Regions from separate parts of the Homo sapiens genome. Here region 1 is linked to region 2. The links are chromatin contacts, found by POLR2A ChIA-PET in ENCODE. All regions are on one chromosome and are shown on one strand. Each heading gives the region's core, a stretch centred on a gene start or an enhancer-like site at or near the end of the contact. The rest is flanking DNA. Distances are from core to core; before and after follow the strand shown. Region 1 holds the start of PLRG1 (pleiotropic regulator 1). Region 2 holds the start of LARP1B (La ribonucleoprotein 1B).

Region 1 (5,509 bases), core at 2,546-5,045, about 26 Mb after region 2:
CTTTTGTCCTCTACCCTGTTACACTGGCCACTCCATCTGTGGACCAATGCCTTAATACAGACAGAGGACATGTTTCTCAGATACTGCTTCTAACATTTCCATCATTTTTACAAGCTTAGTGATATTTACATGTCTGCCTAAACCACCAGATAATAAATAACTAGGCCTGCAACAGTTTTACTGTCTTTGAATTCCTAGCACATTGCCTGAAAAATTATACGTACTTAAGAATGTTTGCTGAATGAAGGCATATGAGTATTCATTATTACCTACAAAGCTATGCATGGATGCTTGGCTACTGAGCTTATCTTGCATTTTATAGGCAACAAGAATCTCATTATTGGCTCGTTAGTGAAAATATATGTGACATTTTTAAGACATTTTCAATATATAACAGCTCACTAACCAGGTCCTGGTGGGTATGGATGTGTACCTGCCACAAAGTATTCAACTTCTTGTCCTAAAAAAACACAAAAAAAATCAACAGTAGTGAATTTACCTTATACAAAAGTTATCATCTCTTTAAATGTATCAAGTAATATTAAGTTTTCAACTGGATCTATCAAATTTTCTCAACTAAAGTCAAGCCTCAGAAATAAGGGAAGTTGATCACTTTTGCTTTGATCTCTGTAAACCATGTCCTTGACCATTTGCTATATAGCAATGGTATACAAAGAAGCCCTCCTATCAAGTGACAATCCACTCTGGTATTTCTTCCAAGCAAATGGTTTCCTGTGGAATCTTGAATTCTCTTTACTTATTAAGATTTCAGTATTTAATTTCATCTTTCTGAATTACAGACAAGATAGATGGTGTCCTCACAGGTTAAGAATATTCTCCAATTTTTTCCTTTAATCTCTACTGTGACCTTCTCCACACTCTAAGAATCTCTGCCATCATTATACTACCATTTTTATTTCCTATAAGAAAAAAGTCATCAACAGTATTCCCATGAGGATCAAAACTTCCATTATAATACAGGTACGGCCATTAAATACTGTACGACCACAATAAGTCCTGCCAGGAGGGGCAAAAATAACATATTTTATTTTTCTGTTTTTAAAATTCACATATAAGTCTGACATTTCTGATAATACCATACTCACCTTGATTGGCAGGGTACTGTTTATGAACATATGAATCCGTTGCATTCTGAGGACCCTTCTCTTTAAGATTTTCTTTTGAAGTAGGCATATGCAACACAGGACCATACTCATTACGAAGCTTGATTGCCATTTTTCGTTTGTGACTATTTAGAAATTATAAACATAAGAACGTATCCATAAATACTTTAAAACAAACACTTAGCTTAAGTTTGCCCATTCACGTAGAAAAAGTTTCTAGTATGATTTTAAGTAGTATTTAAAAGAATCAAAAATTTCCAAGGGCATTTCCCCACCATATCTGTTCTTTTGCTTACATTCGACCACACAGCATTCATTAAACCTACGTAATATTTTAGTTTGTTACCTAATAAATAGAAAACCTTTTATGATAAATTGTCAAGGGTCTGACTGAAAGATATACAGAAACTAACATACCCTTTAAGAAACCTCAAAGTCAATATACTTTCCTTCAAAATATAAATATAGTAAAAACTCTATAGCAACCTTTACTAGATGTATCCAAACAGGTTAGTTAGAACTAATCAAAGTACTTAATTGGTTCAATATCTTAAAAAGAAATGCATTTATATTACTTTTAAAAATAGTCTACTTTATAAATTAAATATAAATGCTTGTTTGAGGAGTTAAGTAGATTTTAAAAAGGTAAAGGACAAAGAAGGAACACTGCACATAATGCATTCCCAGACTGGAGCTGGATATGTAGAACCAAAAATATGCCACCACTCAAAAATCTTCATCATACTAACGAGAAAAGATGGGAGTAGAGGTACTAGCCAGGTACAATTTCAGCTCAGCAAGGCTCTGAGAGCAGCGGGAAGCTGAAAGCACATACAAAGTGATTGATTATAAAATAAAATACCTAAAAGGGACTCTCTTAATTACTGGGTATTTGTAAAATGCAATTAATTAATGGAACTTTTACTGTAAAAGGCCAAAAAAAAAAGTTAAATCAGCTTAAATTATGCCAAAACACCACTCATTATTGAATAATTAGCCCATGACTAGCTTATCTTTAAAGGACTCCCTCTCCCTGCTCTCTTCCCCTAGTATTAGAATGTTAAGTATTTTAGCAATTGAAAAAAAAAAACTACACCAACCTCTCTTCATCTAAAGGCACAGGTTTTCCATTATCAGCTACAAACATGTCATGGGTCCTCTTCAACGACCTGAACACAAGGGTGTGTACAGAATGTTTCTGTACCTCCTAAAAAAAAAGAATGTAATTACACACCTATCTACAAATTACACAAATCATAACCTAAAGTCAGATTGATTATACACTTCACGTGTTTAAATATGTAAAAAGCTTTATACCACTCACCATAGCTACTTGTTGCAAGCTACAGGAGTCAAGTTCAGAGAAGAGGAGGAAGCTCCTCTTTGGCTAGAACCTCAGGTTTAGCAACTGAGTGATGCCGGAGTTTAACTTACTCAATAAATATTTACTGAGCTCCTACTGTGTGTCTGGCAGGTATTGTGCTAGAATCTCACAATAGAATGATAAAAAGGTGGTCATGGTCCCTGTGCTCAAGAGGAAACAGACAAATAAAAAGTAAAATAATTCCACATTTTGATAAGTGCTATGAAGGCAACAAGCAAGGCGCTGAGTCAGGGAATGAAGGACTAAGTATAATTGTGAAAGATTTCACTAAGGTGATATTTAAGCAGAAAGGGAGTTAGCCTTGCACAAAACAGAGGTAAGAACGAACCAGGCTGATGGAAATGTCATGTAAAAAAAAGTTCAGTTAACTGAAATAATACAAGGAGCGCAGTACAGCTGTGTATGGAGGATGAGATGGTGCTTTGTAGCTGCAAGGGTAGACAAGGTCCAGATTAGGTAAGGTCTTTTAGACTATTACAACAGCCTATATTTTGTTCTAGCAACATAGGGTCAGTAAAGGGTTTTAAACAAGAAAGGTATGAACAACTTACGTTTTAAACAGAACAACTTATAGAACAAAATGGAAGCAAGGAAACCAACCAACGGGGAGCTAATGCACCAGTCCAGGTGAAAGATGATGTTGGTCTCAATTAAGGTGGACTGCAGCGGATATGGAGAAGAGTGAATGGAATCAATAAACATGTGGGGTAAGATGGACAAGACCAGCTAACAGCGTTGGCTGTTCATGCCAGGGAAAGATGTAAAGAACGGCAAGTTTTTCTGGGGGTAGAGGTGAAATAAGAGACGACCTGAACGCAAGATAGAGAAGACTACCAATCTTTTAGGGCACAGACTCACTGACACTGCCCCGAGGGCGGCAAGTACCAGTGGTCGATCACCAACAGAGGCCCCGCCTCCGAGGACACTTTCCAGCTCCCAAGAGTCAAACGAGGACTGGACGAATTATCTCAGGCTTCGCGCCCAGGCTGAACCTCCGACTCGGGTTCTCATCCGGCTTCTACCCCTTCCCCGAAAACCCGAAGAAGAGACCACTCGGCCTTGGCCAAATAGCTCCCCTCGTAGCCTCTTTTCTCTCTGGACTCCAAGTACTCTCAATCCCCCACGCGCACTGCCAAAAAAAACAGTCCAGAGACAAACGACTCTTGAGAGCCCCAGTGTCACTTTACCTCGACCATGATGCTACCGTGTATCCCACCTCCGGCAGGGAAGAAACTCTAATCACTAACGCAGTACCCGCCGCCACAGCTGTGCAGCACCTTCCGGAATTGGGCGCCCAGGCGGCGGATGTGATGCAAGCTCTGCGCACGCGCGCTAGTCTCCCTCGGCCATCTAGGATCAGGAGGCGGGTCTCCCTCCTCGGGACCGCCTCTAGGGCGGAGTCTCGAGGCTGAAAGCCGGAGACTCCTGGAAGGGCCTGGGTGGAGGGTTTCACTCGTCCCTCTGAAGAAATCTTAGAATTATGTTTTCTGCCTTAGTTGGGGTCCTGGTTGTTCGTGCTGTATTCCCCGGAAGCTTAACGCTTTTTATTCAGAGAACCTAAGCGTCTGGAGAGCAAACTCCCGTGGGCTCTATCTAAGGCATTTCCACTACCTTGATCTCTTTGGAGGTCGCCTGCGTGCTTTGTGTCTCCTGGTTCTAATCCTGGCGAGAAGCACTTGGACACTTGTAGGCTTAACACCTGAAAACAATTTCGCTTAAACAGTCCAGTAAACACTTGTTAAGTGAACGTTGAGGAATAGCTGTTTTAATTTGGAAAATTTTGACATGTAGTTATAACAAAACCCCATATTTATTTTCTGCTAATAGATTTTTTTTTTTAATTTCTCAAAACTGCATAGCTCTTGTCCATTTCCTAGTTGCCTGCTGATTATTGTGGCTTCAACAATGCCAGGGTACAGCTTTTCAAAGCTGGTAGAAGACACAATTGGAGACTTTAGCCATTTTTATTTATACATATCCTTGTGCCAAGTATTGGTATTTTTGCTTTCTACCCTGGTAAAATCTGTGGTTTGTGATCAACCCTACCCAATTATTTTTCTATGTAAAAAAAAAAATGGATGGACTTAGGCATTTACAAACTTAAATAGACAAACATTTTACTGGCCCTGTTTCAGTTTCACTAATCCTGTCCTGAGAGCATACTGCTTACACTTTGAGAGGGGGAAAAAATCTAGCAAAAGAATAGCAATATAAATCAACCTTACTTGGAAATTCATTAAAAACATTAAGGTCATGGGTTTTTGTTTGAGACAGAGTTTCGCTCTTGTCGCCCAGGCTGGAGTGCCATGGCGCGATCTTGGCTCACTGCAACCTCAGCATCCCAGGTTCAAGCTATTCTCCTGCCTCAGCCTCTGGAGTAGCTGGGATTACAGGCGCCCGCCACCATGCCCGGCTAATTTTTGTATTTTTAGTAGAGACAGCGTTTCACCATGTTGGCCAGGCTGGTCTTGAACTCCTGACCTCAGGTGATCCGCCCGCCTCGGCCTCCCAAAGTGCTAGGATTACAGGCATGAGCCACTGAGCCCTGCCTTAAGGTCATGTTTTTACTTGAAGATACAGCATCTCTGAATTTAACTGTGAGTTTGGCCTAAGAATTGCTTTTCTGTAAAGGTGGCAGGTGATGGTATTTCCTTGCAAGAAAATACCATAATTGTAAAATATATACTTGATGAACTAAATAATATACTCACCTATTAATAATAACTATAGAAAATAACATGATTTGAAATGACAATAAAACCATAGAAACCTAAGCAAGACTAATATATATGGCAATATATTAATTGTCTAGTTGGATCTATTAACTTTTTACATATTTAATCATCCTGGAGACATTAATTTAATTTCTCAATAACAACATGGTAATGATTGAGGTAAATTGCCTCGAATTTGCTCCTTTTAAAACACTGTCGTGAATTTATAGAATGATGTCATCCCCTTGAAAGTTTACAATATTTTAGATAAATATAGAACTCAAGTG
Region 2 (5,239 bases), core at 883-3,382:
GAACTATGAAGCAGAGGAAGAGTCTGGCACGTAGCTGCAGAGGCAGAATGAAGTAACAAGATAGAGGTTAATTACAGCAAATTGGGTCAGTCAGATGAAACTAAAATCAGACGGAACGCTCAAATTTTGGAATTTTAAGTTTATTATTAAAAGGACACTTTACAGAGGTGTGAGGCTAGGCGTGGTGGCTCACGCCTGTAATCCCAGCACTTTGAGAGGCCAAGGTGGGGGGATGACTTGAGGCCAGGAGTTCGAGACCAGCCTGGCCAACATGGTGAAACACCGTCTCTACCAAAAATACAAAAATTAGCCGGGTGTGGTGGTGGGCGCCTGTAATCTCAGCTACTCGGGAGGCTGAGGCATGAGAATCGCTTGAACCCGGGAGGCAGAGGTTGCAGTGAGCCGCGATCGCGCCACTGCACTCTAGCTTGGGCGACAGAGAGAGACTACCTCTTAAAAAAAAAAAAATGCCGGGCGCGGTGGCTCATGCCTGTAATCCCAGCACTTTGGGAAGCCGAGGCGGGTGGATCATTTGAGGTCAGGAGTTCAAGACCAGCCTGGCCAACCTGATGAAACCCCGTCTCTACTAAAAATACAAAAATTAGCCGGGTGGTAGTGGCGCGCCTGTAATCCCAGCTACTCAGGAAGCTAAGGCAGGAGCATCTCTTGAGCCTGGGAGGCAGAGGTTGCAGTTAGCCGAGATCACGCCACTGTACTCCAGCCTGGGCAATAGAGTGAGACTCTGTCTCAAACCACCACCACCACCACCATCACCACCACCAATAAAAAATACAAAGCGCCACTAATAACAGAGCTAGTAAAGATGGATGGGAATATAGGTGGAAGTACAATCCCCTTTTAATTGCAACAAGGTTCGCCAGGTTGCTTAGGGTTGGGCAAACTGGAGATCACTGACACGGAAAACAAGAAAACCCTTATTGTTTATAGCTGTTATGTATGAATAGGTTATTAGCCTTAGGAAAATTATTTGTGCCGAATACGGCTTTTGAGTAAGCAAAAAATATTAACGTCAAGTTGAATGTAATTGAAGCGACTTATTGGGCGTGGGGTGGGGGGTGGGGGTTGAAAGCCCAAACATAAGGCGAGCACAGATAATTTATTTAACAAGGCTATGGGGTTGGTGGGGGGCTCGGAAAAAAATCAGCGGCGGAACCTGCTCTCAGCCACCTTGCACCAGGACACAAACACTGACTCAAAAATGAAACGAGTATCATCTCTAAGTGAATGTGAGTGCCAAGTAGAAAGCTCGTATCCGATTTATTATCAAAACGTCTTTGTACCATTTTAACATCCATTCCAGGAAGAAAAAACCTATTGGGAATATGGTTAATTTGTAATTAAGTGCTATTTACCCAAATTAAAGAAACAGGTAACAAAAAATTTTAAAAGCCGGCGAAATACTATTTAATTTACTCAGGAACGCTTTAGAACTCTTTTAGTTGGTGGGTGGGAATGCGGGCGGGGAAGCGCACTAAGCCGAACGCTGGGGCAAAGGTTTCCTAAACAGTTACCGAGAGGTAACTCCCCCTTCATCTGGGACGTGGCTCAAGATTACAGGTGATCGCGGTGCCCCGAGGCGCCAGGAGGCAACTTTCACCTGGGGGAGGCGCCGGGCGCCAGCGGGCCAAGCGGCCGGGCCGCGGAGCCCACTTCACTTGGGAGCTGCCCCAGGCCGGGGGTCGACACCGCGTCCCCTCCCTTAGCCTAGCTGCGACCCAGCTTTAGGGCCTAAGGGCAAATCGAGCGCTCGGTCCTCCCAGCGCCATGTGCGCGGCCCGCCCAGGCCCTTGGCCGCCGTCGCCGCGGGGGCAGGCCGCGAGCCAGCCGCGAGCCACAGAGGCCTGGTGCGCGCTCCGCCCCTGAGCCTGCAGTCGGGGCGGCCTCAGCCAGTGAGCCGGGAGTCGTCCCCTTCGTCCTCCCTCGCACTCGGAGGGCAGCTGGGGCGGGGCAGACCCTCGGGCCGGGCGGCACCCGGGCGGGCGAATCCGTCAGCTCCCGCGGGAGGCCCGGCGAGAGAAGGACCCGGTGAGTAGCCACGTCACGCTCCTCAGGGAGGCCCCGCCCCGTGCTCTCGGGCCGCCCCTCTTCGCCGTCTCCACGCCTCCGCGGGCAGTTACCAGCTTTGGCTGCTCGCGCCTCCCCAACTCGGGTAAAGCTCCTCGGCCTCGGCGTGCTGCGCCTCCGCGGCTGCCCTGCGCCAGGTGAGGGCTCGCGGCTCCCGGCTGCGGCTCCCGGCGCGTGGTGGCGGGCTCGGGGCGTGCGTCGCGGAGAGGACGGGGCCGGCGGGCGGTTGGCGCTCCGTTCGGTGCGGGGAGGGGCGTCACGCCGGGCGCTGCGCGGCCTCGGCGGGCGGCGGCAGCGGCGGCCACGGCCGCCGGGCTCTCGGGTTGTCTGTCCCCAGTTGGAGCCGGCCGGTGTCCCGGCGGAGAGACGGGCAGTCGGGTTCCCTGGCCTCGGGGCCACCCCGGCTGGGGCGGCTGGGGCAGAGGGACGATGTCTACTCGCGCCCCGATGCCCGCCGCCCATTCTCGGGAGGATCCGCCCGCGGTGACTGCTGAGAGGGAGTCGCTGTTGGCCGCGGCGAACCGGCCGGCCGAGCAGCCGCCCCCGCCCGAATGTGAGGGCAAAGAGGCGGCGAGGGAGGAGAGGGCCGCGGCCGCCACTAGCGCTGGGGCGCGGGGAGAGCCGTCGCCGGCGCTGGTGCTGGGACGCAGCGTGCCCCAGGCGGCTGTCCCCGTGAGGCCCCTGGCGCTGCACCTGGCGCACAAGGCGCGTGGGCCCGGGGGCCCTTTCGGCGGGGAGCCGCCACCGCCACCGCCGCCGCCGTCGCCGTTGCCGCCGTTGCTGCGGGATCCGCCGGCCGAGGACGCCCGGGAAGAGGTGGCAGCTGGCCCTGCGGAAAAGCGGCAGCCGCCGCTGCTGCCGCCTAAGGGAAATCCCTGGACCAAAAAGCCTCCCCAGCACCTGTCCCCAGACACGACAGGTCCGCCACCGCCCCCGCTGGAAACCCTGGAGGCAGGTCTGTGGTTGCTCTGCGTTGGGCACTGGCAGGGTGCGGGCAGGGGCGACTTGCGGGACTTGCCGGCGCGTGGCGGCGGTAGCGGGCACCAGGCCCGGGTAACGGCAGGCCTCCCCTCCCTGTCAGTCGGAGGTAATTTGTTCCAAGGTGTCATTCACTCTGCCTATTTACAGACATGGGCATCTGGGAAGGGAGCGGCAGGAAGAGGTGGGACCTCAGGTTCTCCTTGCCTGATGGGGGCACGGAGGTGGTAGCTTGGCGGCGCATCCCTGCTGGCGCGGTTGCGATTGTGTTTTGTCCCCAGTGTTAGTGACTTGGGAAAGTAGCTAACTTTAGATACTGCAGTGCTTCGTATGGGAAAGTTTTGGTAGACTTTTTTTTTTTTTTTTTTACATAAAAGGATTGAAGCAAGTCAGAGCAAGGGGATTTATTCGTAAGTGGAAGCGCGATTGTAGTCTTTTGTGAAATAAGATGAAAAAAGGTTTTCAAAACACTGCTGAGCAGTCATATTAAAAATGAGACTTTAAATGTGGTTTTTAAAGTGCTTTATGGGGGGAGGGGGGAGGGATAGCATTAGGAGATATACCTAATGTTAAATGACGAGTTGATGGGTGCAGCACACCAACATGGCTGCACATGTATACATGTGTAACCTGCACGTTGTGCACATGTACCCTAAAACTTTAAGTATAATTAAAAAAAATAAAGTGCTTTAAGTTATAAGTGTGCTGGAAAATAATTGAAATAGGATAGTTGACATGCGAGCGTGGATTGCACGTTAGGTAAATGGTTTTCTAACATTGTCAGCTCTCCTTCCCTTTAGAGGAGATAAGATTATGCCACTATATTTGAATGCTGACCAATGCTGTATGGCCGTCGGTGCTTTATTTTGATTGTAGTAACTGCAACTTAAGAAAGTAAAAATGGGCCGGCGCGGTGGCTCACGCCTGTAATCCCAGCACTTTGGGAGGCCGAGGCGGGCGGATCACCTGAGGTGAGGAGTTCGAGACCAGGCTGGCCAATATGGCGAAACCCCGTCTCTACTAGAAATACGATCATTAGCCAGGCGTGGTGGCGGGCGCCTGTAATCTCACCTACTTGAGAGGCTGAGGCAGGGAGAATCGCTTGAACCCGGGAGGTGGAGGTTGCAGTGAGCCGAGATCGCGCCACTGCACTCCAGCCTGGTCGGCAGAGTGAGACCCACTCTCAAAAAAAAAAAAAAAAAAAAAAAAAAAAAAGTTAAAATGGAAATAAAAACCATGACAAAAAGCAGTATCTGGCCGGGCGCGGTGGCTCACGCCTGTAATCCCAGCACTTTGGGAGGCCGAGGCAGGTGGATCACCTGAGGTCAGGAGTTCAAGACCATCCTGACTAACATGGAGAAACCTTGTCTGTACTATAAATACAAAATTAACCTGGCGTGGTGGCGCATGCCTGTAATCCCGGCTACTGGGGAGGCTGAGGCAGGAGAATCGCTTGAACCCGGGAGGCAGAGGTTGCAGTGAGCCGAGATCGCGCCACTGCACTCCAGCCTGGGCAACAGGAGCGAAACTCCGTCTCAAAAAAAAACACAAAAAAACAAAACCGTATCTTTCTAAATTAAGTTGTAAATGACTTGAACTTTTTATATGCAAATGACAGCTGTTTACTTGCAAGTCTTCATTTTTATTTAAAATTAAAGGTTAGCAGCAGAACAAGAAATATTTGAGCGTGTTTACTGGCTTGTGAGGATCAAATGCGATGAAGAGGTGGTATAAATGTAAGGCGATTGGCTGTGCGCGGTGGCACACGCCTGTAATCCCAGCACTTTGGGAGGCCGAGGCGGGTGGATCACCTGAGGTCAGGAGTTCGAGATCAGCCTGGCCAACATGGCGAAACCCCGTCTCTACTAAAAATACAAAAATTAGCCGGATATGGTGGTGCGTGCCTGTAATACCAGCTACTCAGGAGGTTGAGGCAGGAGAATCGCTTGAACCCGGGAGACGGAGGTTGCAGTGAGCCAAGACTGAGCCACTGTATTCCAGCCTGGGTGACAGAGCAAGACTCAGTCTCAAAAAAAAAAAAAAAAAAAGTACGGTGATTGTTACAAGCACCCATTATGTTATGTTAACATTTCTTCAGAGGAACTCTCCAAAGAGGGAGATATGTGTTGAGTTAATTCATTCATTTGCCTTTGCACAGAAATACTCCTCATTAATT

What was found. ChIA-PET counts read pairs that join two places held with the same protein, here RNA polymerase II (POLR2A).
Region 1: POLR2A ChIA-PET joins it to region 2 with 12 read pairs in T-cell. The contact joins the promoter of PLRG1 here to the promoter of LARP1B in region 2. POLR2A ChIA-PET finds 5 or more read pairs at or near these places in 3 of 52 experiments (T-cell, activated T-cell and naive thymus-derived CD4-positive, alpha-beta T cell).

Annotation. Positions count from the first base shown.
Region 1 is chr4:154,546,605-154,552,113 of GRCh38, forward strand. PLRG1 (pleiotropic regulator 1) reads right to left here and starts at 3,796. Exons shown (of 15, transcript NM_002669.4): 1 at 3,696-3,796; 2 at 2,225-2,331; 3 at 1,107-1,249; 4 at 407-460. The coding sequence starts at 3,704. RefSeq lists enhancers at 3,900-3,949, 3,970-4,129.
Region 2 is chr4:128,059,180-128,064,418 of GRCh38, forward strand. It overlaps LARP1B (La ribonucleoprotein 1B), which reads left to right and starts at 2,133. Exons shown (of 20, transcript NM_018078.4): 1 at 2,133-2,222. RefSeq lists enhancers at 1,498-2,356, 2,357-3,215 and a silencer at 1,540-3,039.